Linked DNA regions of Homo sapiens: region 1 is linked to region 2. Evidence: read pairs that join two places in POLR2A ChIA-PET (ENCODE). Cell type or tissue: HepG2. All regions are shown on one strand. Links, peaks and the distances in the headings refer to the core of each region. The heading gives the core; the rest is flanking DNA.

Region 1 (14,058 bases), core at 10,054-14,053, 190 kb before region 2:
CCTGTTAGCACTGTTTTAGCTACAGCCCGTGATGTTTGATATGCGGTATCTTCATTTTAATTAGTTGGAAAGTACTTCCTCTCTTTTTTTCTTCTCTTAGAAACAGAGTCTCACTCTGTTGTCTAGGCTGGAGTGCAGTGGCGTGATCATGGCTCACTGCAGCCTCAACCTCCTGGACTCAAGTGATCCTCCCACCTCAGCCCCCAAAGTAGCTGGGACCACAGGTGCTTGCCACCATGCTAGGCTAATTTTTTTGGAGAGATGAGGTCTTGCTATGTTGCCCAGGCTAGTCTTGAACTCCTGGGATCAAGTGATCCTCCTGCCTCAGCCTCCCAAAGTACTGCAATTACAAGCATGAGCTACTGCACCTGGCTTCAAAGTACTTTCCAGTTCTCCTTGTGATTCCTCTTTGTTCCACTGGTTATTTATAAGGGTGTTATTTAATTTCCACATATTTGTGAATTTTGCTCATCTTTCTGTTATTTCTAGTTTCACTCCATGTGATCAGCCTCTGTTAATCTGTTTTCAACATGCCCTTATGTTCCTAAATGTTTGTTAAGAAATCATTTATTTCTCTATGTTTTTAAATTTGTTGACACAGGGTAGCATATACTATTCCTTTATAATTCTTTGGATCTTATCTATATCTGGGTATGTTCTTTCTCATTTCTTATTTGTATATATATATTTTTTCCTTAGGCAAGAAAAGAGTTAACTGATTTCACTGGATCTTTCAAATAATCAGTTTTTGTATTTATTAATCCTTGTGACTATTTTATCTTCTAGGTCATTCATTCTAGCTTTTATCTTTAATCATTTCATTTTTTACCATCATTTTGGTTATACAATTTTTTTTCACTTCCTCAGATGAATATTAATTAACTCTTCCATGTTCTCATCCCCAAATGCTGAATCTTCTGAATCTGTCTTCTGAGTTCCTTAACTTTTCCCTCACAGCCTTAATCTGTATATTTTGGGTTTTTGTTTTGGAATATTTCCTCCAAGTACCTTTCCAAGTCACTAATTTTGTTTTCAAGAGTATCCCATCCTGATTATTTATTTGATAATTTTATTATTTTTTTTGTAGATGGGGTCTTACTATGTCACCCAGGCTGTTCTCAAACTCCTGGCCTTACGTGATCCTCCTATCTCAGCCTCCCAAAGTGCTGGGACTGTGAGCCACCGTGCCCAGTCCTGATTGTTTAAAATTGAAACTCATGGTTTTAGTTGCAGAATGTCCTTTTTACTTAATACTGAATGTCAGCCAGCTCTGAGATCGAAGTTGTATTGCTATAACTAGCTGACTTTGCCTCACGCCAGTGCCTATAACGCTGGCTGCCCGGGCAACCTGTTCTGAGCACTCTCCCTGTGCTTCCTCTCTGTTGCTGGGTCCAGTGAAGTGTGCAACTAAAATTTTCCCTTTGCTGGCTACGGCTCCATTCACCCTTAGGGCTGAGTTCAGGTTGCTGCAACATCTTCAGCAGCAGAACCAGTCTGCAAGCTGTCAGTCCTCTGTTGGGGGCAGTGGGAGCATCACTGGGAGAATCTCCTCATCTACAAAGGCTAGAATCCACACAGTCTCAGAACTACGGAAGACCTGGCCCCACTCTTCATTTCCCCTGAAGCACCCTGAAGGCCAGAGAGACCTTCGACCCAGGAACATTCCTTCAGACAACTGCCTTTCGTCTCAGGGTTTGTGGATCTCCATAAGCCAAGTTCTCTTCAGGCCCCAAAGAACTCTTACCCTCACCCTAGGGCTCCTTGACTCTTGCAGGCTCTCTGCTTCTATAATTGCAGGACCAGCCCACACTGGGCCTGTTCTGTTGATAACAAAATGTTGAGTTACCTTATAACAGAGTCCACAGTTGCAAGTCATGTAGTCTGGGAATGTGCAATAGAAAAAGCTTTGACTTCTAACGACACCCAGAACCAGGGATTCCGCCCCTCGGAACCAACAAGGCTGGAAGAGAACCAGACCCTGCATGCCAGAACTTCTTCAGAAGTGAGGGGTCTACTGATCCGGAAGATGTAGGGCTCAGCATACCTTACCGTAAGCTGTCAAATCTGAAGCCCTCTAATTAGACCTTGCCAAGCCAGCATTCCCAAATCCCTTCCCCTGCCTTCTGATCCCTTAAAACTTGCCCCAGATCCCAAATAGAGGAGAGAAATTTCAGCTGACTCTTGTCTCCTTGCGGGCTGGTTTTGCAATAAATAAAGCCCTTCTTTTCTCAAAAGCTGGTGCCATAGTTATTGGCTTCTGTGCACATCAGGCAGCAAGCCCATCTGCTCCATAACACTTCCTGATCCTACCTGCCTATCAGTCCCCTTCTCCATTCAGGACCCACTCAGGCTGCCATCTTCCCCTGAAAGGCACTGGCATCTCTTCTTCCTTAATCTAGTTATATAATACTTATTATCCATTTGCCAAAGGCCATGCCTACTATAGGCAACCTGTAGCAGACAGGATCATTGTGCTGCTCACAGGTCTTTGTTTCATCCTGAAGCTTACTTCCAGCTTCTGTGGACAGCTCCGACATAAAATGACCGTATATGAACTCAAGCATCTCTGCCTCTCCACCTGAGGGTGTTCTCTGCCAGGCACGTTCTTGGTTGAAAGACAGCCCATAACTATCAAGCCTCAAGTATTGAGGGGTTAAGGCCCCCGGGGTGAAGCCTTCAACAAATGAAGAACAAGTGTTGCTAACTCCAGCTTCTCAGTCCTTCCCGGGCAACGAAGGAGCAGTTGGTAAATACTCTGGCTTCCTCAGCTCTTCACTGGGACAAATCGGAGGCATGTTCCATCCAGTCTCCCTCAGTGCCCCCAATGGGACTGATCTCTAGGATCCCATACAGTGATGGTGATAACCTGGTCACTAATACAACCTTTTCCAGCTTTCCTCACTTCCCTGTCTCACCTCTGTACTTCTCCACTGTGCTTTCCGGGATCAGCAACCACATAAACTTCTTGTACTGAAGTTCCTGTTTCAGGGTCTGATTTTGGGAAACCCCAAATAAGACACAAGCATACCAGAGGCATAGTGGCGTCTCTGACAGACAGTTACCAGCATTCAGGGCCAACTGGTATCTGGGTCAATAACATAGCATTTCCAGTGCAAAGGCCTCCTCTCCAGTCAGGGTCTATGTCGCTCTCATGGGTCAGGTCAAGGCAGATAATACAGAATATAAATCTAAATTGCACCATGGTAGATCATGAATAGTAGGAATGAAAAAGTTAATGTAAATAAAAATGGACTAAGAGTGGATAAAGGTTAGACTATCCAGGTTGACCAAAAGCTAATATTTACCAGAGAAGGCCACAGACATTATGCTAGATAAGGTGCAAATCCTTTATATTTATTGTATATTTAGAGTTGCCTTTGTGCATCAAAAAACACTGTAAACAGTGAAAAGGAAATTCATGGAATGATAGGTAATGTTTGCAAATCATATATCTGATAAGGAATTAGAACATATAGGCTGGGCGTGGTGTTCCCGCCTGTAACCCCAGCACCTTGGGAGGCTGAGGCAGGAGGATCACCTGAGATCAGGAGTTTGAGACCAGCCTGGCCAACATAGTGAAACCCGATCTCCACTAAAAATACAAAAACTAGTCAGGTGTGGTAGCGGGCACCTGTAATCCCAGCTACTTGGGAGGCCAAGGCAGGATAATTGCTTCAACCTGAGAGGCGGAGGTTGCAGTGAGCCAAGATTGCTCCACTGCACTCCAACTTGGGCGACAGAGCAAGACTTCGTCTCAAAAAAAAAAAAAAAAAAAAAAAGCCGGGCATGGTGTCTCACGCCTGTAACCCCAGCACTTTGGGAGGCCGAGGTGGGCAGATCACCTGAGGTCAGGAGTTTGAGACCAGCTTGGCCAACACGGCGAAACCCTGTCTCTACTAAAAATACAAAAAAATTTGCCGGCCACGGGGGCAGGCACCTGTAATCCCAGCTACTCGGGAGGCTGAGGCATGAGAATTACTTGAACCTGGGAGGTGGAGGCTGCAGTGAGCCGAGATGGCGCCACTGCGCTCCAGGCTGGACAACAGAGCAGGGCTCCATCTCAAAAAAAAAAGATATAAAGAACTGCTGGGCCGGGCGCGGTGGCTCACGCCTGTAATCCCAGCACTTTGAGAGGCCGAGGCGGGTGGATCACGAGGTCAGGAGATCGAGACCATCCTGGCTAACACGGTGAAACCCTGTCTCTACTAAAAATACAAAAAATTAGCCGGGTGTGGTGGCATGCGCCTGTAGTCCCAGCTACTCGGGAGGGTGAGGCAGGAGAATGGCGTGAACCCGGGAGGCGATCGTTGCAGTGAGCCGATATCGCGCCACTGCACTCCAGTCTGGGCGACAGAGCGAGACCTCGTCTCAAAAAAAAAAAAAAAGAACTGCTATAACTCAACAACAAATCTCCCAAGAAACCCAATTAAAAAATGGGCAAAGGACTTGAATACACGTTTCTCCAAAGAAGATGTACAAATGCATGGTAAGCATATGAAAAGATGCTCAACATTGCTAATCATTGGGGAAATGTCCATCAAAACCACAGTGAGATACCACTTCACACCTACCAGAATTGCTATTACTTGAGGAAACAGAAAATAACAAATGTTGGTGGGGGACGTGGAGAAATCAGAACCCTTGTGCACTGCTGGTGGGAATGTTAAATGGTGCAACCCCTGCAGAAGACAGTACGGCGATTCCTCAAAAAATTAAACATAAAATTACCCTATATCCAAAAACTCCACTTCTGAATATATACCAAAATAAAAACTGAAAGCAGGGACTCAACTAGATACTTGTACATCAATGTAAAGTGGCATTATTCACTATAGCCGAAAGGATGGAACAACTCAAGTGTCCCTCAATTGATGAAGGGATAAACAAAATGTGCTATATATATGCAATGAAATATTCCACCTTAAAAGGAAGTAGGCCAGGCGCAGGAGATCATGCTTGTAATCCCAGGACTTTGGGAGGCCAAGGCAGGAGGATCACTTCAGGTCAGGAGTTCCAGACCAGCCTGGGCAATGTAGTGAGACTCCTGTCTCTACAAAAACTTTTAAAAATCGCCAGGCATAGTGATGCGTGCCAGTAGTCCCAGCTAAGCGGGAGGCTGAAGCAGGAAGATCACTTGAGCCTGGGAGGCCAAGGTTGCAGTGAGCCAAGATCCTGCTACTGCACTCCAGCCTGAGCAAAAGAATGAGACCCTGTCTGAAAAAAAGAAAAAAGGAAGTAAATTCTGACACATGCCACAACATTGATGAACCTTGAAGACATTATGCTAAGTGAAATAAGCCAGACACAAAAGGACAAATATTGTATGATCCACTTATACGAGGTTCCTAAAGTAGTCAAATTCATGGAGCCAGAAAGTAGAATGGAGGCCGCCAGGGGCCAGGGAAAAAGGGAAAGAGGAACCGAAGAGTTACTGTTTAACAGGTCCTGAGCTTGAATTTGAGAAAATCAAAAAGCTCTCAGACGGATAATGGTGATGGCTGTACAACAGTGTGAATATACTTAATGCCTCTGAACTGTACACTTAAAAATACGTAAAGCAGTAAATTTTGTGTTATGTATATTTTACCACAATAAAAAATACTTTAGAGTTGTGAAATACTACTAAGGCTACTTCCTAAAAATTATGCTATGGTTATATCTGAAATATCATACAATAATGAAAGGGAAAGGAAACATTCAGATTCAAAACTTTTTGTGACTACAGAACTCTACAGACACATTGACTGACTCTAATTAGTCAGGTATAAATGAAATTACCAGGAAATGGTTCCTTGATGACACCTGTGACTGCACCTGCTATTTTGAGTATAACATCAGTGGCTGACATGGTATTCGAAATTCTCCCTCTGTGCAGAGTTGTCAAGAAACCTGTGTTTCTTCTTACAAAAAATGTGACGTGCATATAGGTCCCCTAGATTTCACTGGACTCTAGCCAGCAGTAAATCATGACAAATTAGCCAATATGTAAGCCCTGTTGTAGACACAGAATAATTATAAGACAAGAAATGTGTCACCCACTTGTGCAGAGATTAGCACAAATAAGCCAAAATAGGATTGAAACAAGGTTAAAAAAATCACTTATATATGGAATATGTGGTGTATCCCTTCCTTTTTTCTGCGAATTAAGACATCAAATTGCTTTACTCACCAGAAGCATGGCCCTTGTACTTTCTCAACAAAGAATAAGGCATTTTCTCATCTGTCACAGCAGCTTCTGCTCATGACCAGAAACATCCTTCATTCCTTTATCTAAGCCTAAACATTGTGCAAAGCCCCTGCCATGCTCAAATCAGCTCTTGGAAATGGATGGTATAGCTGGGAATCTCAGGAACTGGAGAAGACATCATTGCCAGGAACGACATCATGATGAAGATCTCTTACCCTCTGCAAGATTGGGATAGGGTGTGGAGTCTCACTGTCCATCATATGAATGAGAAAAATTAGGACAAAGAAAGAACACCAGGTATGTAGGGAAAAACAGCGGAGAAATGTCTAAGACACTGGTTCTCAACCTTGGCTGCAGTTGGAATCATGTAGGGAACTTTAAAGAAATACTCACGCCTGGGTCCCTTCCCTCACCCCAGTCATTCTCCATTGAGATTATGATTCAATCTGGGATTGTGATGTGGGCATCAGGGATGTTATAAAGTCACCATGGGATCTAATTCCTAGCCAAGGCTGTAAACCACTGCTTTAAGAAGACAAATTTCCTGATTCTTAGGTCAGTCTTCTGGGATCCTGGCTGGGATCACAATTTACTGCAAGAGCTAATAACCAGAATTAAAATAGTCTTGAAAAATCACTCTCCAATATGACAGTGAAAATGTGATTATATTCCGTCACTAGAGGGCGAAATTTCTTAATTTTCAACATTTAATAACTATCATAGACTCAAGGTTCAGAATTCACTGAGGTTTGTCTCTTAAAACAAAACAAAAATAAGTAATGAAGTTCTAAAGAAGGTATACTAAAGCTTGACTTTCATGCTATCAGCTCCTACCTATTTATGAAGTGAGACTTTAAGACGCAATTGAGAGCACTGTATCCTTTCATTGCCACATACCCTCTTCCCAAAGGGTTTGTATTTTATAGGGTGTATTGTTTTTACAAAGTAAATGGCTTTGCTGTGTAGTCTATGTTACAAAACAGAAGGTAGGGCATCTTGAAACAGAAATTTTGCATTACTAACCAGCTCCCAGAGGGGTCAACTCTGAGGCTGCTGGTAGAGAACTATACTTTGAGCAGCAGGAGGTGAAGAACCTAGGGGCAGATACCATAACTCATTTTCTAAAGATATTCTAAAATGTAAACTCACATACCGATAACATGATTCCTGCCCATCTATCATTCATCTATGTATGTATGTATGTATGTATGTATGTATGTATGTATCTATCTATCTATCTATCTATCATCTGTCCATCGGTCCATCTGTCATCTATCATCATGAAGGCAGAGAGACCACAAATCCAGGGGATTCCAAATTGACTGTGTATTAGAATCACTTGGTCTTGTCTTAAAAATAAAGATTCTAGGCCAGGCGTGGTGGCTCACACCTGTAATCCCAACACTTTGGGAGGCCGAGCCAGGCGGATCACCTGAGGTCAGGAGTTAGAGACCAGCCTGACCAACATGGAGAAACCCCATCTCTACTAAAAATACAAAATTAGCCAGGTGTGGTAGCACATGCCTGTAATCCCAGCTACTCGGGAGGCTGAGGCAGGAGAATCTCTTGAATGCAGGAGGCAGAGGTTGCGGTGAGCCGAGATCACGCCATTGCACTCCAGCCTGGGCAACAAGAGCAAAACTCCATCTAAAAAAACAAATAAATAAATAAAAATAAAAATAAAGAGTCTTAGTCTCACCCCCTGGAGGTTATGATCAGTGCGTCTGGAGCGGGGCCCGGAGTTTGTATTTTTAACAAGTGCTCAGGAGATTTTGCTGGAGGCTGTTGCTTTTGAAAATCACTGTTCTTCTTCAAAGTCTTTCCTTTACAAAGAAATTGAGGCTGGAAGAGGAGAAGGGACCTTTCAAAGTTAGTGACATTACCAAAGCAGGATCCAGGTTCTCCTGGCCCTGCTAAACTGAGACACTTGTTGGAATTCAGCATGTGTGCTTGATCCTTCTTCTTATGCTGTGTCACTGACAGGTGTAGTAAGCTAGCTTCCAAAGACAGTCCGCAATGAACGACATCTACCAAAATTCACACCCAGGTGTTGTCCCCTCCCCGATTCAATCTGGGCTCGCCTCGTGACTTGCTTTAATAGATAGACTAATCTGGAAGGGATGCAGTGTAACTTAGGAGGTTCGGCCATTAGAGATTTGCAGCTTCTCCATGCTTCATCTGGGAACACGCATTCTGAACCCCGACATTGTGCTGTAAGGAACAAGGAAGCTCAAGGAACTACAAGGAAAGCCCCATATGGAGAAAAACTATGGCCCTAGTGAACATCCTCAAATGCACTCCCAGCCCACAGCTCCTCACCAGCTATGTGAGGGAGAACACGATGCACCTTCTAGCCATGCTCTCCCCAGTGGAGTGGAACTGTCTAGCAAGTCACAGAATAACACAAAAAAGTTGTTGTTCTAAGCCTTTAAGTTTTGTGGTGTATGCTATACAAGAATAGATTGCTGAAACAATAAGAAAAGAAATGCCCTTACCTGTTTGGCTGGAAACAGACCTGGTCATAACCTGTGAGTTCACACAAATCCTTCTCAAGCTCTCGGAAAAGCTGCTGATATCCTTGAGCTTGATCCAGAGGCACAAAGGGGTGGATGTTTGCAAATTCTTTCCATGTGATAGGCTGAAAAGAAAGAAAACAAAAATGCATATATACATATTATAATAGCAATAGCAATAATAACTTTAATAATAATGACGATGATGAGAAAAGCTATGTGCCAGGCACTGTTCTAAGCGCTATACATATGTTAATTTATTTAAGTTCCACCACAACCTTATAAGGTAAGTACCGTTACTGTCTTCATTTAAAAGTGGGACATAGTTGTCCAAAAAGGGAACTTACACAAAAATACAATGTTTTGCTAACTTTTCAGGGAAGAAAAGCCCCCAAAACAGATTTCTTTCCATGAAACACAATGAGTTGCTTCAGGTATGGTTGGCATAAACTCTTATATAGCAATAGATTGTTCTCTTTCTTCACTAAGTGGAACAAGAAACAAACACAAAAGTAAATGGGAAGGCCAGGTACAGTGGTTCACACCTATAATTCCAGAACTCTGGGAGGCTGAGGTGGGAGGACTGCTTGAGGCCAGGAGTCTGAGATCAGACTGGCAAACACAGCAAGACCTTGACTCTATTTTTTAAAAAAATAGAGAGGGAAATATTCTTATCATGATATAAAATGATTTCTTTCGTCTGATATGATATGTCACTTCAGAATAAACGTAAGAAATGAAAGAAAGAAAAAAAAAGCTTCGCTAAAATGGATCCTGGCCTAGTAGAGATACTTGCCAACCACAACAGCGAGTTGCACAAATCTTCTGTTGACTTGAATCCCTATCTTTCTGATACAGGAATGATTTCTAGAAAGACGGCTTAAGGTTCGTAATTCTACCTGAGATTTAGAACTATAAACAATTTTTTTTAAAAAAGCTTTTAATATGACAGGTTTAAAAGGGGGTGGGGGTGGGGGAGGGATAGGATAGAAAGGCATAAATACCATATACATTTAATTAATTTTATTAAAAAATAATAAGTTTACCCATACATTTAAATGATGAAGTCGTGAGAAATACAGGGTTACTCCCAAGATTGGTGAATAGCAAGGTAAAGAATTATTAAAATAGTTCTTCAATCACAGAATCACAGTCCCAGTAGATTTCACTAGTTCTGGGCTTAGGTGGAAGCTAGAACACTGCCCCTTGCTGAGTATCCACTTACAGAAGTGAGCTACTTACTGCGAGTTCAGACGAACTGTTCAGTTTCATGGTGCAGGATCCCTTTAAGAAGAACATCCAAAATGTATCACATTAGTGATTTTCTATAGTCCATCAATCAACCCTCCATTCTCCCAGCATGGCCACCCCTTTGTTGCTCTTGGAGCATATTAGGTAGGACCAAGAGACGTGGGATTGGGGTAGCTTGGAAATGAGAAAAAAGGCCACAAATAACTACCAGTGGAATCATGCTGTGAACAAGGGAAATGTCTTTATTTTCCAGTTTCTTCATGTACCGGACAATGTTTGTTTCAGAGTGGTAGCTGTGAACACAAAACACAGAATTAGGGGCCCCAAAAGTAGATATGAGTCCATGCACATCCTCCTGACATATAAGACACACCGAAATCTACTTTCAAAATGCAGATCAATTTTGGCCACGGACAATATGTCAACTACACTCAGAGAGAAGGGCACAGACCCCCACAAACCTCAGAGGATGTCTTGGACAAGAAGCTGACTGTGGGTATGAGTTGAAGGTTGGGAAGAAGAGGATATAGGGCTCTTGGGAGTGAACTTCAGCCTGGCAATTATTCATCCCTGCTTCCTGACTGCCAAGGGAGCAGAGCCACCAGGAAACAAAGTGTGCTTTTCCCAAGTCAGGAACGGGATCGTTATGAGGATGAAATACTTGGGAGCCACGGCTGAGCCAGAATAACCAGGCCACAGCAGGCGAAATCAGCAGCAGCACTCTGCCTAACTCCCTAGCTGATTACCAAAGCACAAAACGCAGAAGTCACACAAGACACACAAACCTGTTGAACACTTGATGGGTGAGGAACGGGCTGGTCCTCTTGAACACAGACCCTGGAATACCTCTGCACTCCTCTCCCATGCTTTCAGCAACCAGTTCCTGAAGGAGAAACACAGAGATGATAGGGCCAGAACTGTGCCTGGAGCCACATGTGGACATCCAGGCTTCTGGGTGGCTGGGCCACAAAGCACTCAAAATGGATCAAATATATAATTTTACTTATTTATTTATTTATTTATTTATTTAATATTTTTGGAGGCAGGGTCTTTCTCTAGCACCCAGGCTAGAGTGCAGTGGCACGATCTCAACTCACTGTAGCCTTGGCCCTACTGGGCTCAATCCTCCTACCTCAGTCTCCTGAGTAGCTGGGGCTACAGGTGCATGCCACCACACCTGGCTGATTTTTGTATTTTTCTAGAGACGATGTTTCACCATGCCGCCCAGGCTGGTCACAAACTCCTGGGCTCAAGCAATCTGCCTGCCTTGGCTTCCCAAAGTGCTGGGATTACAGTCATGGGCCACTGAGCCTGGCCAAAGATGTAAATTTAAAAGCTAAAACTACTAAAACTTAGAAGAAAATAGGCCAGGCGCGGTGGCTCACACCTGTAATCCCAGCACTTTGGGAGGCCGAGGTGGGTGGATCACAAGGTCAGGAGATCGAGGCCATCCTGGCTCACATGGTGAAACCCCGTCTCTACTAAAAAATACAAAATTAGCCGGTCGTGTTGGCGGGTGCCTGTAGTCGCAGCTACTCGGGAGGCTGAGGCAGGAGAATGGCGTGAACCTGGGAGGTGGAGTTTGCAGTGAGCTGAGATCATGCCACTGCACGCCACCCTGGGCGACAGAGCAAGACTCCATCTTAAAAAAAAAAAAGAAAATATAGGGGCTAATCTGCATAACCTTGGATCTGGCAATGGTTTCTTAAATGTGACACCAAAGGAATAAACAATAAACATATATAAAAATTAGATAAATTAAATTTCTATAAAATTTGAAATGTGTGTGCATCAAAGAACATTATCAAGAAAGTTAAGAGACTGACTACCCACAGAATGGAAGAAAATATATGTAAGTCATATATCTGATAAGGATTTAATATCCAGAATATATAATCAATACATGGCTTGATCCTCATTCCTTGCCAGGCTAATAATATGACTAATACAGATTTAATACTTGTCCCCTCCAGATCTCAGGGTGAAATGTGATCCCCAGTGTTGAAGATGGGCTTGGCGCTGTCTTCACAGTAATGAGTGAGTTCTCACTCTACTAGTTCCCATGAGAACTGATGAGAAGTGATTGTTAAAAAGAGCCTGGCACCTCCCTCCTCTCTCTCTCTTCCTTTTTCTTTTGCCATGTGATGCCTGCTCCTCTTCCCCTTCCTTCATGAGAGGAAGTTTCCTGAAACCCTCACCAGAAGCAAACGCTTCTTGCACAGCACAGCCTGCAGAAACATGAGCCAAATAAAGCTATTTTATTTATAAATTATTTAGCCTCAGGTACTCCAATGCAAATGAACTAAAATAATGGCCCTCTTGACCCCTTAGTGATGCTCCAGAAACATTTCTCAAATGCATGAACCAAATATCTGTGATTAAATTTAGTGCAGAGTTCTACAGAGAAGGAGCTAACTCAGTCCTGTTTAATTGAGGTTTAAAAGAGAACACTGTGATGCTTCTTTGATCATTTATGAATGTTATCTGGTATAACCCTTTGAAGTCCTCTCTCAAAGAGGGCACAGATAAGCAAGACAGCACCACTCAGCACTCTGGAAGGTATTTCTACTTCCTTTCATCTATCCATTTAACAAATATTTACTTAGTGATTAATACACACCAGGCAGTGTAGGCTGTTGTGATTAACACCTTGCCACAGGTCTAGGTAGCTACTGTCGGCTCTCTTTCACTCTCATCCCATGGAATGGTAACTTTTCTCTTGCTTTCCCCCACTACTTCATTATTTTAGAAAGCAACTCATTACACTGAACTGCTTATAGCTTTCATGTACTCCCTCTCCCAGCCTTTGTGACTGCTTTCTCCAGTGTCTAGAACACTCGGACCCATCTTCCTTTCCCTCTTGTGCCATCTTGGTCTAGATAACTCCTGCTTATCTTCTTGGTAAGGAGCTCATCCTGTGAGCTCCCAGAACATCTTCACACATCAGTCACCTGGATTCTAATCTTAAGCTTGTTTATCTGAATCCCTAATAAACTGTAAGCACCAGGAGGACAAGAAGCATGTCTAATTCACCACTGTGTCTTCAGGGCCTAGCATAGCACCTGACACATATTGGGTCCTCAATAAATATGTATTAAATGAATATCATAATTTTCCAATGAATGACATAACCAAGATACAAATGTCTTGCATCTTTGTAGTAGAGGCAGTTTCTTTCTTTTTTCTTTTTTTGAGATGGAGTTTTGCTCTTGCTGCCCAGGCTAGAGTGCAATGGCGCAATCTCAGCTCACTGCAACCGCCGCCTCCTGGGTTGAAGCAATTCTCCCACCTCAGCCTCCTGAGTAACTGGGATTACAGGTATGTGCCACCATGCCTGGCTAATTTTGTATTTTTAGTGGAGACGGGGTTTCTCCATGTTGGTCAGGCTGGTCTTGAACTCCTGACCTCAGGTGATCTGCCCCCCCGCCCCCCTGACCTCCCAAAGTGCTGGGATTACAGGCATGAGCCACCATCCCCAGCCTAGAGGCACTTTCAATGAAACACCATTAACAATCTTTCCAACTAGCCTGGGTGCATAATACTGGCTGGAGCCCTACAGCAGTGACCTCCAGCTGTCAGCAGTGACTAGCAAGGGATAGTCAGTGGAATAATTTTAACAACAAGCTACCAGTGTCACACTTGGGCCCCTTCTCCCTCACACTCAGGGGATAAGCTACTTTTGCTACCACCTCCAATAGTTATGATGAGGAACGCATGTTTTTATTTTACTTACTGCAGATGACTCACAACCAAAGATCCACAACAAATCGTCCAGATCTTTTTCATTGACTGTTTCATCAAGAGAAATACCAAGCTACAGAAACACAAACAAAATGGAAAACATCAACTCTAAACTCCACATCACTGGAGGAATCCCAAGAGAGGTCAAAGGGGAGACAGTGCTAAACAAAATCCCATCATTCCAAAATATCAGGGTACAATTATCTCCACGCTAAGGCTTAGAGGAAGGTGGCTAGACCAGTCCCAGGTTTCACAAGGCTTCGAGTTTTGCCAGCCACCTCTGAACTCTAACATTCCATGGCTGCAGGACACTCCTTTTGAAGCTAGACATGCTTATCTTTTTCTTCCCTTAACCCACTTATCAGA
Region 2 (15,522 bases), core at 6,602-10,601:
TAGGACTAAATAGGCTGGATAATCTCATAAAAGTCACAATGTAGAATTGCTGGAAAGCGCTGGTCCAGGCCACAGCTGGGTGCAGGGGCAGTACAGTCCAGTATTTGGTGAGGGGCTCGCTGCCCAGGCTGAGTGCTGGAGGGCCTCAATGGGTGACCTGCATGGTAGTTGCCAGGAAGCCAAAGCAGGCCCAAGGGGTTGTGACCTACCTGGGAGACTCAAGTAGCTCTTGCAGGTGTTGGGAAGCCTCTCCCCATTCCAGCCCCCCTGAGGGAGACAGTGCAAGCCCAGCAGGCTTTCAGTGTGAACTTAACACTCCTGTGAAATGCAAATTTTGGAAACTGTTGGAATGGCCTTGTTTGGCTGCCTTCTCCCTTTATCAATCCAGTTACATAAAAATAAGGATTTAGAAAGTAAATGAGTTAGGTTTCTAAATTAATATTCGTAGGAGAACAGTCTGTTTTTCTTTTTTTTTTGAGACAGAGTCTCACTCTGTTGCCCAGGCTGGAGTGCAGTGGCGCGATCTCGGCTCACTGCAAGCTCCGCCTCCTGGGTTCAAGCAATTCTGCTGCCTCAGCCTCCTGAGTAGCTGGGATTATAGGTGCCTGCCACCATGCCTGGCTAATTTTTGTATTTTAGTAGAGACGGGGTTTCACCATGTTGGCCAGACTGGTCCTTTTTTTTTTTGAGACGGCGTCTTGCTCTTGTTGCCCAGGCTGGAGTGCAATGGCACGATCTTGGCTCACCGCAACCTCCGCCTCCTGCGTTCAAGCGATTCTCCTGCCTCATCCTCCCAAGTAGGTGGGATTACAGGCATGCACCACCACGCCTGGTTAATTTTGTATTTTTAGTAGAGACAGGGTTTATCCATGTTGGTCAGGCTGGTCTTGAACTCCTGACCTCAAGTGATCTGTCCACCTCGGCCTCCCAAAGTGCTGGGATTACAGGTGTGAGCCACTGCGCCTGGCACAGATTATTTTCTTTGATTTTTTTTCTTTTACTTTTTTTTTTTTTTTTTTGAGATGGAGTTTCGTTCTTTCACCCATGCTGGAGTGAAGTGGCGCCATCTTGGCTCACTGCAGCCTCTGCCCCCCGGATTCAAGCAGTTCTCCTGCCTCAGCCTCCTGAGTAGCTGGGATTACAGGTGCGTGCCACCCCCATGCCTGGCCAATTTTTGTATTTTTAGTAGAGATGGGGTTTCACCATGTTGGCCAGGCTGGTCCCGAACTCTTGACCGCAGGTGATCCACCCACCTCGGCCTCCCCAAGTGCTAGGATTACAGGTGTGAGCCACAGTGCCTGGCTTTTCTTTTTCTTTTTTGTTTTTTTGACAAGGTCTCACTCTGTCACTCAGGCTAGAGTGGAGTGGTGAGATCATGGCTCACTGCAGCCTCGACCTCCCAGACTCAAGTGATCCTCCTGCCTCAGCCTCCTGAGTAACTGGGATTACAGGTGCACACTACTACACCTGGCTAATTTTTTAATTTTATTTGGAGAGACAGGGTCTCCCTATATTGCCCAGCCTTATCTCGAACTCCTGAGCTTAAGCGATCCTCCTGCCTCAGCCTTCCATTGTGCTGGAGTTACAGGCTGTGCCCAGCCACAATGTGCAAATGCTACCATAAATTACCATTTTTTAAAAAACGAAAGCAGATACTTTAGACAAATTATTTATTTAATGCCAGTGTCATTGTTGATGTTATAGTTTATGATTATTTAAAAGTTAAAGGTATTTTACCAAATGAGCTACACTTGATTGTCCATTTAATCTGTCAGTTTAATTTGTATAGGTATTCATAGGCCAGGCGTGGTGGCTCATGCCTGTAATCCCAGCACTTTGGGAGGCTGAGACGGGCAGATCACTTAGGCCAGGAGTTCGAGACCAGCCTGATCAACATGGTGAAATCTTGTTTCGACTAAAAATACAAAAATTAGCTGGGTGTGTTAGCGCACGCTTATAATCCCAGCTGCTCAGGTCGCTGAGGCAGGAGAATTGCTTGAACCCAGGAGACGGAGGTTGCAGTGAGTCAAGATCGCACCATGGCACCCTAGCCTGGGCGACAGAGTGAGACTCTGTCTCAAAAAAAAAAAAAAAAGTATAGGTATTGTAGATGTGTTACTGGTTGTATAATACAGTAAGATTGGGGGAAGAGACCTAGGCAAGTTATTTCCATTTTAAGGGCTTGGATACAAATGCATAACCAAACCCTAGGCATTTATTTTATTTATTTTTATTATTTATTTGTTTATTTATTTTTGAGATGGAGTCTCACTGCAAACTCCGCCTCCCGAGTTCAAGCAATTCTCCTTTCTCAGCCTCTTGAGTAGCTGGGACTACAGGCGCATGCCACTATACCTGGTTAATTTTTGTACTTTTAGTAGAGACGGGGTTTCACCATACTGGTCAGGCTGGTTTCGAACTCCTGACCTCAAGTGATCCACCTGCCTCAGCCTCCCAAAGTGCTGGGATTACAGGTGTGAGCCACCGTGCCTGGCCACCCTAGACATTGAAATTAATGTAACAAAATACAATGAAAAAACAGTCTACAGTCCTCTGTTGGGTTCACAGTCCTTCACCAGGCATGCAGGTTTGTCTTCCTTTAGGTAATATACAAACATATGGAACTGTCAAATTTAAAAACTCAAGAGTAATTGCTTGACATACAGAGGGATTTCTTAAAGAACAGTTTTACGCTGGGCGTGGTGGCTCATGCCTGTAATCCCAGCACTTTGGGAGGCCGAGGTGTGCGAATCACTTGAGCCCAGAAGTTTGAGACCAGGCTGGGCAAAATGGCGAGACCCTGTCTCTACTAAAAATACAAAAATTAGCCAGGTGTGGTGGCACACACCCGTAATCCCAGCTACTTGGGAGGCTGAAGCAGGAGAATCACTTGAACCTGGGAGGTGGAGATTGCAGTAAGCTGAGACTGTGCTACCGCACTCCAGCATGGGTGACAGAGTGTTTAAAAAAAAAATTTTAACATAGCATTAAAATATTTTCTTGCAGATATTTATAGAAATATATTACCTATATTGATTGTTTCATCTTAAAAAAGGTTTTATATGATACTTGGGGCATGCAAAAGACATGGTATAGTTCTATGAATTCACCCAGATATCACTGTATGTTTCTCTTCTATCTCATCCATCTTCTCTCCTTGGCAACCATGTCCTGATTTTTGTGTTCCATATGCCCTTGCTTTAAAAAAATGGATTTGTCTTTTATGCATTTATCCTTAAAGAGTAGATTAAATTTGATTTCAGATTTGTGAAAATGGACTTACGCTTTGGTTAGTTTAAGGCTTTCTGAGATTCATCCATATTTATTTTCTTTTTTTGAGATGGAGTCTCTCTCTGTTGCCCAGGTCAGAGTGCAAGTGCAGTGGCACAATCTTGTCTCACTGCAACCTCTGCCTCCTGGACTCCAGCAAGTCTTCTGTCTCAGCCTCCCGAGTAGCTGGGATTACAGGCATATGCCACTATACCCAGCGAATTTTTGTATTTTTAGTAGAGATGGGGTTTCACCATGTTGGCCAGGCTGGTCTTGAACTCCTCACCTCAAGTGATCAGCCTGCCTCGGCCTCCCAAAGTGCTGGGATTACAGACGTGAGCCATCCTGCTTGGTGATTCATCCATATTCCTGGGAGTAGCTATGATTTGTTAATTTTCACTGCTGTGTAGTTCCATCGGGTGAATATATTGTGATTCATTTCCTTATTTTCTTGTAGATTGATTTTTGAGTTTTCAGTTTTTAGTTCTTATGAAAATGCTGTAATGAACATTATTGTACATGTCTATTGTTGAACTTACGCTAGAATTTCTTGAGGCCCTAGCAAATGGTTTTTTTTTGAGATGGAGTTTCGTTCTTATTGCCCAGGCTGGAGCGCAGTGGCACAATCTCGGCTCACTGCAACCTCCACCACGCAGGTTCAAGCAATTCTTCTGCCTCAGCCTCCGGAGTAGCTGGGATTACAGACATTGGCCACCACGCCTGGCTAATTTTGCATTTTTAGTAGAGACGGGGTTTCTCCATGTTGGTCAGGCTGGTCTCGAACTCCTGACCTCAGGTGATCCGCCTGCCTCGGCCTCCCAAAGTGTTGGGATTACAGCATGAGCCACTGCGCCCAGCGACAAATGGTTTTTAAACAGTTGCACTGCTGATGTTTTGGTGCTTGGTAATTCCTTGTTGTGGGGACTTTTTTATGTTTAACAGCATCTACCCATTAGATGCAACTTGAACTCTTCCTCTTGTGACAAAAATGTCTCCAGGCATTGCCAATGTCTCAAGGATACAAAATCACCCCTGGTTGAGAACCATTGTTACTTTTGATACATGAACAATTAAAAATTATTTTTGTGCGTTCCGTATATCCCATAGAAGGATAACACACCTTTCTCTTTTTTATTTTTAGAGATGGAGGCCTCACTGTGTCTCCTGGTCTAGAATGTAGTGGTGCGATCGTAGCTCACTGAAGCCTTGAACTCCTGGGCTCTGGGTATTCTCCTGCCTCAGCCTTTTGGGTAGCTGGAACTACAGGCTTTACAGGTGTATGCCACCATGCCCCGCTCAACACATCTTTCTTTCCTTTTTTGAGATGGAGTCTCGCGCTGTTGCCAGGCTGGAGTGCAGTGGCACGATCTCGGCTTACTGCAACCTCTGCCTCCCGGGTTCAAGTGATTCCTGCCTCAGCCTCCCGAGAAGCTGGGAATACGGGCCAATGCCATCACGACCAGCTAATTTTTTGTATTTTTAGTAGAGACAGAGTTTCCACCATGTTGGCCAGGATGGTCTTGATCTCTTGACCTCCCAAAGTGCTGGGATTACAGGCGTGAGCCACTGTGCCCAGCCTCAACACATCTTTCTTTGGCTCAAGTCCCATTTATCTTCAAGGCCTGTCTCAAACCCACTTTTTTTTTTTTTTTTTTTTTTTAAGTTGGAGTTTTGCTCTTTTTGACCAGGCTGGAGTGCAATGGCGCTATCTCAGCTCACTGCAACCTCCACCTCCTGGGTTCAAGCGATTCTTGTCTCAGCCTCCGAGTGGCTGGGATTATAGGCACATACCACCACGCCCGGGTAATTTTTGTGTTATTTTTAGTAGAGACAGGGTTTCACCATCTTGGCCAGTGGGTCTCAAACTCCTGACCTCATGATCCACCCGCCTCGGCCTCCCAAAGTGCTGGGATTACAGGCGTGAGCCCGCGTGCTGGGCCTCAATCCCACCTTTTAAAGGCTTCTCCTACTGTGCCCATTTGTAGTCTTATCTTTTCCCCAGGAATTCCTATAGCACTTAGGTTTGTATATTGAGTTTGACCCTTAAGTTTTTATTGTCTTGTATTGTCAACTTTTCCAGGATTCCTCACCCTTCTGTATTTTCATCCCCTACCCCCAAGTAAGGAAACAACAGATTTTCACTTACTCTGTAGTCAGTTGTCTAATCTGTATTGCTGTTGTTGATTTCCTTTGGATTTTGGTCAATTTAGGCAGCTATCTGGGAAGAATTCTTTTTATTAATATTATACTTTTGGTGTTTTCATCTACAGCAGGGTGGAAGCAGACCTTAAGCACCCAAAGCTCTCTACTCCTTTCTGCCACTTACGTTCTCAGCAAAACCTCAGTAACTGCTAGGTTTTATCTTTTCAAAGCTGCTTTTGAGTGAGTTTGTTAACCTCTTGATGTTCATGTTAAGTACTTAAATGTTAGCTGCCCCAGCTGTTAAGTCATGCAAAGAGTCTTCCTTCAGCTTCAGCTGGGCACATCTCCGGGGCTGTGGGAGGACTTTTAGAATGACAATGTGATCTGCCTCATTTTATCTTTTCTGTAGTGAGTGTAGCTCTTTCAGTAGTGAATGCCTGTGTTTTACATTTTTGAGATTGTTCCCTTTACCTGTCTAAGACAAGAAAGTTGTTATATCTGTTCTCCTTATTGCCCCCAGGTCCTTGAAGTTAAAATTTTTTTTTTGAGACTTAGTCTTGCTCTGTCGCCCAGTCTGGAGTGCAGTGGCGCGATCTTGGTTCACCGCAACCTCCACCTGCTTCCACCATGTTTGGCTAATCAAATGTAACATTCTTAACAAGCCATCCTCTAGATTTAAAATGGTTTGTAATTGGAAACTGAAATGGTTTCCAACTGCAAGCCATAAAAACTTGAAATTCTTCAGTTTGATAGTCAGGATAACTAGTCCCATCATTCCATCATTTTTCTTCAAAACATACAGGTTTTCAGGCCTTTTTTTTTTTTTTTCTCCCCATAAAGACAGGATCTCACTCTTTCCCAGCCTGGAGTGCAGTGGCAAAATCATAGCTCACTGCAGCCTTGAACTCTTGGACTCAGGGAATCGTCCTGCCTCAGCCTCCTGAGTGGCTGGGACTACAGGCATGCCACCATGCTTGCCTAATTTTTTCTTTTTTTTTTTTTTTGAGACAGAGTCTTGCTCTGTCACCAAGGCTGGAGTGCAGTGGCATGATCTCGTCTTACTGCAACCTCTGCCTCCTGGGTTCAAGCAATTCTCCTGCCTCAACCTTCTGAGTAGCTAGGATTACAGGCACCTGCCACCACCCCTGGCTAATTTTTGTATTTTTAGTAGAGACAGGGTTTCACCATGTTGGCCAGGCTGGTCTTGAACTCCTGACCTTAGGTGATCCTCCCGCTTGGGCCTCCCAAAGTCCTGGGATTATGGGCATGAGCCACCCCACCATTCCTGGGTTTCAGGCCTTTGTAGCTAAATAACTTATTCACTCAAGTGACAGCTCTCTGCTTCCACAGCTAAATACAAAAGTTTATCAGATTTTTCCAAGGCCCGGTGCGGTAGCTCACGCCTGTAATCCCAGCACTTTGGGAGGCTAAGCTGGGAGGATCACCTAAGGTCAGGAGTTTGAGACCAGCCTGACCAACATGGTGAAACCCCGCCTCTACTAAAAATACAAAAATTAGCGGGGCGTGGTGGCACATGCCTGTAATCCCAGCTACTTGGGAGGCTGAGGCAGGAGAATCTCTTGAACCCAGGAAGCGGAGGTTGCAGTGAGCTGGGATCATGCCACTACACTCCAGCCTGGGTAACAGAGCAAGACTCTGTGTCACAGTGTTACATTTGTGAGATTCGTCTATCTAGGTGGAGATTTGGTGCCTTTTTTTTTTTTTTTTAATTATGAGAAGGAGTCTCATGTTCGCCCAGACTGGAGTGCAAGTGGCCTGGCTAATTTTTTGTATTTTTAGTAGAGACAGGATTTCACCATGTTGGCCAAGCTGGTCTTTAACTCCTGACCTCAGGTGATCCACCCACCTTGACCTTCCAAAGTGCTGGGATTACAGGCCTGAGCTACCTCACCAGGCCTGATTAAAGTCTTTTTTTTTTTTTTGAGATGGAGTCTCGCTCTGTCGCCCAGGCTGGAGTGCAGTGGCGTGATCTTGGCTCACTGCAAGCTCCACCTTCCGGGTTCAAGCCATTCTCCTGCCTCAGCCTCCCGAGTAGCTGGGACTACAGGTGCCCGCCACCATGCCTGGCAAATTCTTTGTATTTTTAGTAGAGATGGGGTTTCACCGTGGTCTCGATCTCTTGACCTCGTGATCTGCCCACCTCGGCCTCCCAGAGTGCTGGGATTACAGGCGTGAGCCACCGTGCCTGGCTGATTAAAGTCTTTTAATATGAAAAGACTTAGATTCAGAACTGAGCAGGGTAAGGAGAGAGTGGAAACCTGTAAGGCATTCTTGCTGGAGTAGATCTAGCAGAAGTAGCTTGGGTCTGAAGAAATAGTTCTGGCACGATTCCTGACCCCTAGATCATAACTAATTTGGTGTGTTCGTGAAACAAACAGGTTCCACAGCAACTTCCTGCTCCCCAGATCTCAGTCAAGGTGCTATGAACTTGGACCCTGATCTTCTGTTTGTAGTAGCAGTGGCAGTTCCCTTGACAGCTCCTGCTGCAGCAGTGTTCTGGGAGACATCCCTGGGGATTGAGCTGAGAGTCTGCTCTTGCAACCTTCAACAGTGCTCTAACACCAGTCAATATCAAATCCCTTTCTGCTTAAGTTAACCAGAGCAGTGTCTATGGGTAATTGAATCATGACTGATGCTATTATCAAATATAAACTGATGACAATGGCAAGTGGGAAACCTGCTGTTTTACAAATACCAGATGTGCATCACATGGAGGTTTATTCACTCCTATTTGCGTTTTGATAATAATCCTTTCTAATAATTGGTTCATTGGTGTAATCTTTATGAAATTAACCTGAGTGGCTCAAAATTCATTTTGTAGCACTGAATGCAATTACTAATTGAGCTATTTAAGCAAACTAGCCAGCCACCTACAGCTACTTAATCTTACTGGCCTACTATAGTAGCTCTGACTCACCCTTATCTTAACCAGATAAGGGATACCATACATTCTCTCTAAAGAACACCACTGACCTCACACACAGGGCTAAGTAGGCTATGCCTATTGTTAATATATCCAAATACCAGTTGAATACTCAGCAGGTCAACAGTATTTCCCATCCAGTTTATGCCAGCTGTGTAAGTATGAGATATAATTAAAAATTATGTAAATAGATTAGCTGTGAATACAGCGGTGTTATTGTTTCTACCAAATTTAAGTTGAATCCTTTGGAAAGCACCATTAAAGATGAGGTAATTTATTTTTAATCTCAAACGAGGTGTGGGAATTATAACAGTAAAAAGTTAAGAGATCGGGAATTTGTAAACATCTGCAAGGATTCTGGCTCATATTGCTTCTCAAGTATCCTAATTCTCATACTGTTATTAAAAACAAACCCACAAAAAAACGAAAGAGAAATTGGCCAGGTGCTGTGGCTCACACCTGTAATCCCAGCACTTTGGGAAGCCAAGGCAGGCAGATCTCTTCGAGCTCAAGAGTCCAGGACCAGCCTGGAAACATGGCAAAACCTTGTCTCTACAAAAAATACGAAAATTAGCCGGGTGTGATACTGTCCACCTGTAATCCCAGCTACTTGGGAAGGCCGAGGCAGGAGAATTGCTTGAACCAGGGAGGTAGAGGTTGCAGTGAGCCGAGATTCCGCCATTGTACTCCAGCCTGGGCAACAAGAGTGAAACTCCCTCTCAAAAAAAAAAAAAAAAAAAAAAAAAAGCGACTTTAATCATATTTGGAATGTCTCATATAATGTAGATTTCAGCTCTCCAGAATGCAGTCTCTTGAAGGTGCAGATTCTTCAGGCATTGAGCTCATGATTTCATTATGCCTATGATGATTCAGTCTTGGCTTTTTGGTCCCTTCATCTTTCTTGGGGCCTTGCATTCTCTTGATTCTACTTTTCTCTGCTGATCTCTTTCCTTCTCTCATTTTCTGTTTATGCATATAGCAGACAGTAGCTGCTGTAGCCCCTCATGGCATTGTCTCTGCTCTCTAGTTCTGAGTCCCGGGGAAGTGATTGTGCCAGGCTAGTCAATTGTAGTCTGTAGGAGTGGCTGCCTGAATTTACCCCTGTAGGCTGGGAAGCTTCTTTGGGGCAGGGGATTTTTCTGAATGGTCTTATTACAAGGGCCAAGGTATAGTTGATTCTCATTATTTGCAGTAGTTATGTTCTATAAAGTCATCATGAACAATGAACTAGTAAATACTGAAATGTTGCTCCTAGTGGAAGTACAAGTTTAGGTTCCTGTCACCCTCTGGTCAGAACATTTTCATCAACTGATCAATACATAATCTTGTTTTTTGTGTTTTTTTTTTAAAGACACTGTATTTAAAATATAATTGTTGATTTATTAACATTAAATTTGTTGCCAACAGCACTGTAACTCATGACTGAACCAACCTTATGTAACATGAATTTTTGTCATAAGCCATATAGCTATAGCCATAAACCATGGTATTCTTGTACTTAGAAACACAAGACAGCACTTCAGCATTATGCTTGGGAGCCATTTTAAGCAGCTAAATCACCAACAGACAGTGTAAAAGTGCAAAAATCATGGCACTAAATAGACCATAGAATGGACACTTGTTTGCATTATGAGAGCTGAAACAAGAAAGCCTTTGTTTGGCCTCAGCTGGGAATGTGTGCATTGGGCAATTCAAATTTTTCATTGCGCTATGCGTGTCTGTGAATGACCATACAAATGGTGATACAAATACTGATTTTGGGGTTATAAATAATTTTTTTTTTTTTTTTTGAGACAGAACCTCACTCTTGTGCCCAGGCTGGCTGGAGTGCAGTGGCATTATCTCGGCTCACCTGCAGTCTCAGCCTCCTGGGTTCAGGCTATTCTCCTGCCTCAGCCTCCTCAGTAGCTGGGATTACGGGTGCCTGCCACCATGCCCGGCTAATTTTTGTGCTTTTAGTAGAGACAGGGTTTCACCATGTTGGCCCGGCTGGTCTCGAACTCCTGACCTCAGGTGATCTGTCCACCTCGGTCTCCCAAGTGCTGGGATTACAGGTGTGAGCCACCATGCCTGGCCTGGTTATAAATTTTAGTGAGTAGGTAAATTTGTAGATACGGAATCTGTGAATAATGAAGATTGATGACGTGTGTGGAGTGCCGAGAGCATTTAAAAAGGACGTTGTCAGTTGGTGGGGAGTGTTGCCCAAAAAGCTTCATAAGGGAGTCAACGTGTAAGATAAAGTTGAAAGATGAGTTTTGCCAGATAGGCACCACTGAGGATAGGAGAAGCAAATAGCAAAGCAGTTATGAGTAGAATCTCAGATTAGGCTCATTTCCCATCTTCTGCTCCTACTAACTTGGGACCTTGAGCAAGCATTTTATTCTCTGTCATTAGTGAAATAGGGATATTCATGGTCCCTCTCTCAATGGAGTTCTTATGAGATTTAATTAAGAGAATGAACATTAATGCACTTAACAGATGTCTTGCTCACAGAAGGTATTCGTAACGGCGTACACGTGACACATATGTCTATATATAGCACAGCAAAGGAGGGAAATGGCTTCACTCCTTTGGGAACATCGAGTGGTTTAAAGTGAAGCAAAGGTTTCAAGTGGGCAAAAGGGGTCTTTGAGGAGGGAGGGGAAAGGCAGGAGCTAGATTCATGGCTCCATACTGGAACGATATTGAGCTATTGAAGGGTTTAAAAGAGGGATAGCATCATCAGTTTTGTGTCTAGAAAGTTTGCTTTATGTTTATATAGATGTATGGAAGAGAATTGACGGTGGTGAACTAAAGGTGGGAAAATCAGCAAAGACTCTTGGGGTGGTTGAAGAAAAGAACGACAGAAGTCACTCGGGATAGTAATAGTTGGTATGGAGACTAGAGAATGGATGTGAAAGATGCTCAGGATGTTGAATTGACTACAAAGGTCACCACTTAGAAGTGGAGAGTAAGAGAGGGTAGGCTTGGGAAGGCTCTTGGGATTCTGATGTTGGCCGTGCAGTAGAGGATGGGCTTGGTGTGTAGGAGATGCTTTCACTTTTCACTTCTTTCTCCACCTTTACCCTGGTAAAAGGTAGCTCCCACTGTTCTTGTTCTAAAGGGTTTTGTGGTCCTCTCTGCTTCCCTTTATTGCAGCACCTGACCTGTGGTATAATAACCGCCTGTGTACTTGTTCTTTCCTGCACTTGTAAGCTCTTTGAGGATTAGCTGTGGTCAGTGCTGGCCACAAAGAGGCAAGCTAAACTGTGGATGGATTGAATGAATAAGGACCAAGACTGGGATAGAGAAGCAGATTTTGGAGGACAGATTCGTTTTTATCCTTGTTAAGTTTTAGATTCATTATTGTCTCTATACAGCTTTATACTCATCTTCAAATGACTGTGCCTAGCAGACTGGACTGAGATTCATGAGAGAGAGGCCCATGTAGCATTTTTCCGAGGTGTATTGGGAAGGACAGTTGAGGCCAGCATGGATGAAATCTCCCATAGTGTCTGTGTTTGGTGGAAAGGGAAGATAACTGCAGAAAGAGACTTGCAGCATACCAATAGTGGAGGGGTTCGCTGAGGAATAGGGGCATGGAAAGGAGTTCCAGAGAGTGCAGTGACCATCAGAGAGTGAGGAGGGGCTAGTTGCCCACCACCCACAAAAGCTGTGCCTGGAGAGGCTTTTCTGGTTTCAGAGGCTGCAGAAGGGTTGGTAAGAGGACTAAAAACAACATATTGATTGTAGCAATTAAAAAGTTACTGGCAACTTTTTCTGGAGTGATTTCAATCCATTGGTGGAGGCAGACATCAGATTGCAGATGAAGATTTGAGTCAGGAGGTGAACTGACAAAGAAACCCCGTTCTCTGTTGGGGTTTGTCTGTGAGAGGCTGGGGAGAGAAGGCTGTAGCTTGGGTGAGTCTAGGAGGGGACATGACATACAGGAAGCCTTTGAAAGTTATATGGGAGAAATTTGAGCATCTGTAGGCAGTGAGGAAGAAGCTCATGGAAGATATTTAATTTGAATGTTTTTTTTTTCTTTCTTTCAAAGCCAGCATGCAGATGTTACTATAGCCTGGCAATATGCTAAATTCTTACATTTAGTGGCTTACTGGATCCCCATCACAATGCAGTTGGTTAGGTAATGTTACCCCATTTTACTGATGGGGAAGCAGAGGCCTCATTTAAGTAACTTTCCTGAGGTCACACAGCTACTAAGTGGAGGAGGCATGTGGGAGGGATTAAAATCCAGTTATTGTTCCTGGTCCTGAGGAGAAAATAAAAATCCAGTTAGGTCTGTTATGTCCTGCCTCAGCCTCCCAAGTAGCTGGGACTACGGGTACATGCCACCATGCCTGGCTAATTTTTTTTGTATTATTAGTAGAGACAGGGTTTCACCATGTTGGCCAGGCTCGTTGTGAACTCCTGACCTCCAGTGGTCCACCCACCTTGGCCTCCCAAAGTGGTGAGATTACAGGTGTGAGCCACCACACTCGGCCCACTGTATTCTTTATAGCAAAAGAAAAGAGGAAAAAAAAATCCTTTTGGTCTAGGATCCAAGGCACTCTGTTCCAGAACTATCTCCTTGAGTCTGCTCTTCCATTCCTACCCCTGGCCTCAGCAGGCAGGTGGAACAAGATGGAGTGGTGATCGGAATGGGATGAAACGGATGAAATAAAAGCTGCTTGGACTTGTGAGAGAGAAATGAGTCCTGGCTTAGGCAAAAATGGTCAGGAGGCTCAGGGAGTTTCTTTGCTGTGTTGCTTTCTAAGCTGGGGCCCAGGCCTGGGGGGCCCTTTCAAGCCCTCTTGTGGTTCAATAACTGGGTAGATGTGCTAACGATTAATGGAGAGTTGTGGAGGTGGCCTGCGACTTCCCTTTTCCTCCCCAGTTTAGAACCATTTGAGAAGGATGAAGTTAGATGAAAAGTCAGAGTATTAGGAGCTTTGCTGTTGATAAAGCTAAGATTGGAGAACGTGGTCCTCTTCTCCTTTCCCTCCAGTCTGGCCCTTCATGCCTGTATTAGTTACCTAGGGCTAATGTAACTAATTATCACAAACTGGGATGGTTTAAAACAAGAGACGTCTATCCTGTCACAGTTCTGGAGGCTAAAGGCCAAAATCAAGGTGTTGGCAGGACCGTGTTTTCTCTGAAGGATTTAGGCAGGAATCTGCTTACAGCCTTTGTTGTAGTTTCTTGTGTTTGCCAGGAGTCCTTGGCATTCCTTGGCTTGCAGCTGCATGACTCTAGTCCCTGCCTCCATCTTCACATGGCACTCTTTCCTGTGTCTGTCTCTTCTCCTCTTCCTCTTTTTTTTTTTTTGAGATGGAGTCTCACTCTGTCACACAGGCTGGAGTGCAGTGGTGCGATCTTGGCTCACTGCAAACTCTGCCTCCCGGGTTCAAGCGATTCTTCTGCCTCAGCCTCCCCAGTAGCTGGGATTACAGGCACCCGCCACCATGCCTGGCTAATTTTTTTGTATTTTTAGTAGAGACAGGGTTTTGCCGTATTGGCCAGGCTGGTCTTGAACTCCTGACCTGGTGATCTGCCCACCTTGGCCTCCCAAAGTGCTGGGATTACAGGCATGAGCCACTGCGCCTGGCTTCTTCTCTTCCTAAAAGGACACCAGTCATAGTGGATCAGGGCCGACCCTAATCAAATATGACCTCATGTTAACTTGATTACATTTGCAAAAACTTTATTTCCAAATAAGGCCACATTCACAGGTGTTGGGGGTTAGGTTTCAGCGTGTCTTTTGGGGGGACACAAGTCAATCCCTAACAATGCCCAGCCAAAGCAGTGTGCAGAGCAGAAGCTTGCTTGGCTCCTGTGAGGCCACACCCAGTGTGCTGAGTGTTGGGATTGAAAGGCCAGACTCCATCACCTCAGGTAGGGCCCAGAATCCTTCTTTTTCTAGCCAGAGACATAGTCTGCTAACTGTGAGTGCTTAGGTTCCTAGAGGGCTGTGTTTTAAAGTAGATACTGAACTGTTCTCTTCAGAGGCAGCAGTGCACATCAGTTCTGTGGCAGGCTTTGTTGGAGAAACTAATACACAATGAGAGCTGTCAGTTTTTACTCCTCCCACAGAAGTTGTTTAAGAGAATACAAGTCAGAAACACAGGTGTAGACAGGGAAGGAAGGCAATGTTGGATAGAGTATTACATTTGGCCGGAAAGCATCAGACTTGGTTTCTTTTTTATTACCAAATAAAGACACGTTCTCATTAGAACAAGGAGAGTAGATGTTTGTCCTTTATCATAATGTAAAAATTTTCAGAAACAAACATGGGTTGTTATATGAGTTAGTGCTGGACTTTATTCAATGGAAAGGTCTTTAGCTTATTAAAAAAATTCTTAGGGTACTTGCTATAAATATCGTTTTTGCTGTAGGTGGTCTCAGAAACATTGAAGACCAGCTCTGTGGAAGCAAGATAACAGTTGCCTTCAGAGATAGTATTGTCATTCACTTTGTGGACTCAGTCAAAAGAAGGGTAGCATTTAAAAAAATGATTATCACCTTCAGCTAAAAATCATAGTGGTGCTTGTTTTAAGATATACCTATTTTCCTGTGACTTGGAAACATTACTGGAAGAACATTTTAAACTTCTGTTTCTTCTTGGTTCAGAAAAATAAAGGTAAAAGAGAAACAAGAGGGACTGGGGATTTAATTGTAGCATGATTAAGTTTAGTAATGATAAATATAGATTAGGAAGAACTCAAGGAACAGAACATTTATTAATATAAATACCTTTTAAATGTAATGAATGTAAGTAGGCACCTCCCAGAAAAAGAAATGCAAATGGCTATGTGTGTTCAAAAATGATCACTGTCACTAAGAATCAAATAAATGAAACTTAACCATACTTTTTTGCCCATCATATTGGCAAAGATCTGGGTGGTGTAGTGAAAGTTAACTTTTTAGATTATTTAACATATTTAAAATTTTATGATTATCCTATATTAACTTCCAAGATTGAAAAAGGTCTAAAACCTAAGCTATCTAGGTCTTTAATCTATGTATCTGATTTGTAGGTAGAAATAGTTTTGTGTAATCAAGGGAGTAGTGATGCTAGAAACTGGCAGAGTATATTTCCTAGACCAGTTAGCAAACTAGGTCAAGGTCTAGGTTTAATTCTAGTAGCCACTAATTTGCTGCATGTCTTAACAATTTCTGTGCCTCAA

The links. ChIA-PET counts read pairs that join two places held together with the same protein. Peaks named below come from ENCODE experiments on the same cell type or tissue, not always from the same donor. Only the 100,000 strongest peaks of a DNase experiment are listed, where the experiment ranks them.
Region 1: POLR2A ChIA-PET joins it to region 2 with 6 read pairs; 2 of 35 experiments call an interaction of 5 or more read pairs at or near these places.

What each region holds. Positions count from the first base shown.
Region 1 is chr9:6,578,459-6,592,516 of GRCh38, forward strand. It overlaps GLDC (glycine decarboxylase), which reads right to left. Exons shown (of 25, transcript NM_000170.3): 11 at 13,685-13,765; 12 at 10,737-10,834; 13 at 10,160-10,244; 14 at 9,943-9,984; 15 at 8,683-8,825. Among named protein-coding and RNA genes, the nearest start is that of GLDC, 60 kb to the right of the region's middle. RefSeq lists an enhancer at 12,351-12,645. In HepG2, for the core only: no CTCF peak of the experiment used is centred there; DNase peaks (open chromatin) are centred at 12,483 and 13,953.
Region 2 is chr9:6,771,692-6,787,213 of GRCh38, forward strand. All of the region lies in intron 1 of KDM4C (lysine demethylase 4C), which reads left to right. Among named protein-coding and RNA genes, the nearest start is that of KDM4C, 21 kb to the left of the region's middle. RefSeq lists enhancers at 1-436, 3,523-4,115, 4,708-5,299, 5,300-5,891, 5,629-5,788. In HepG2, for the core only: no CTCF peak of the experiment used is centred there; DNase peaks (open chromatin) are centred at 7,880, 8,380 and 9,950.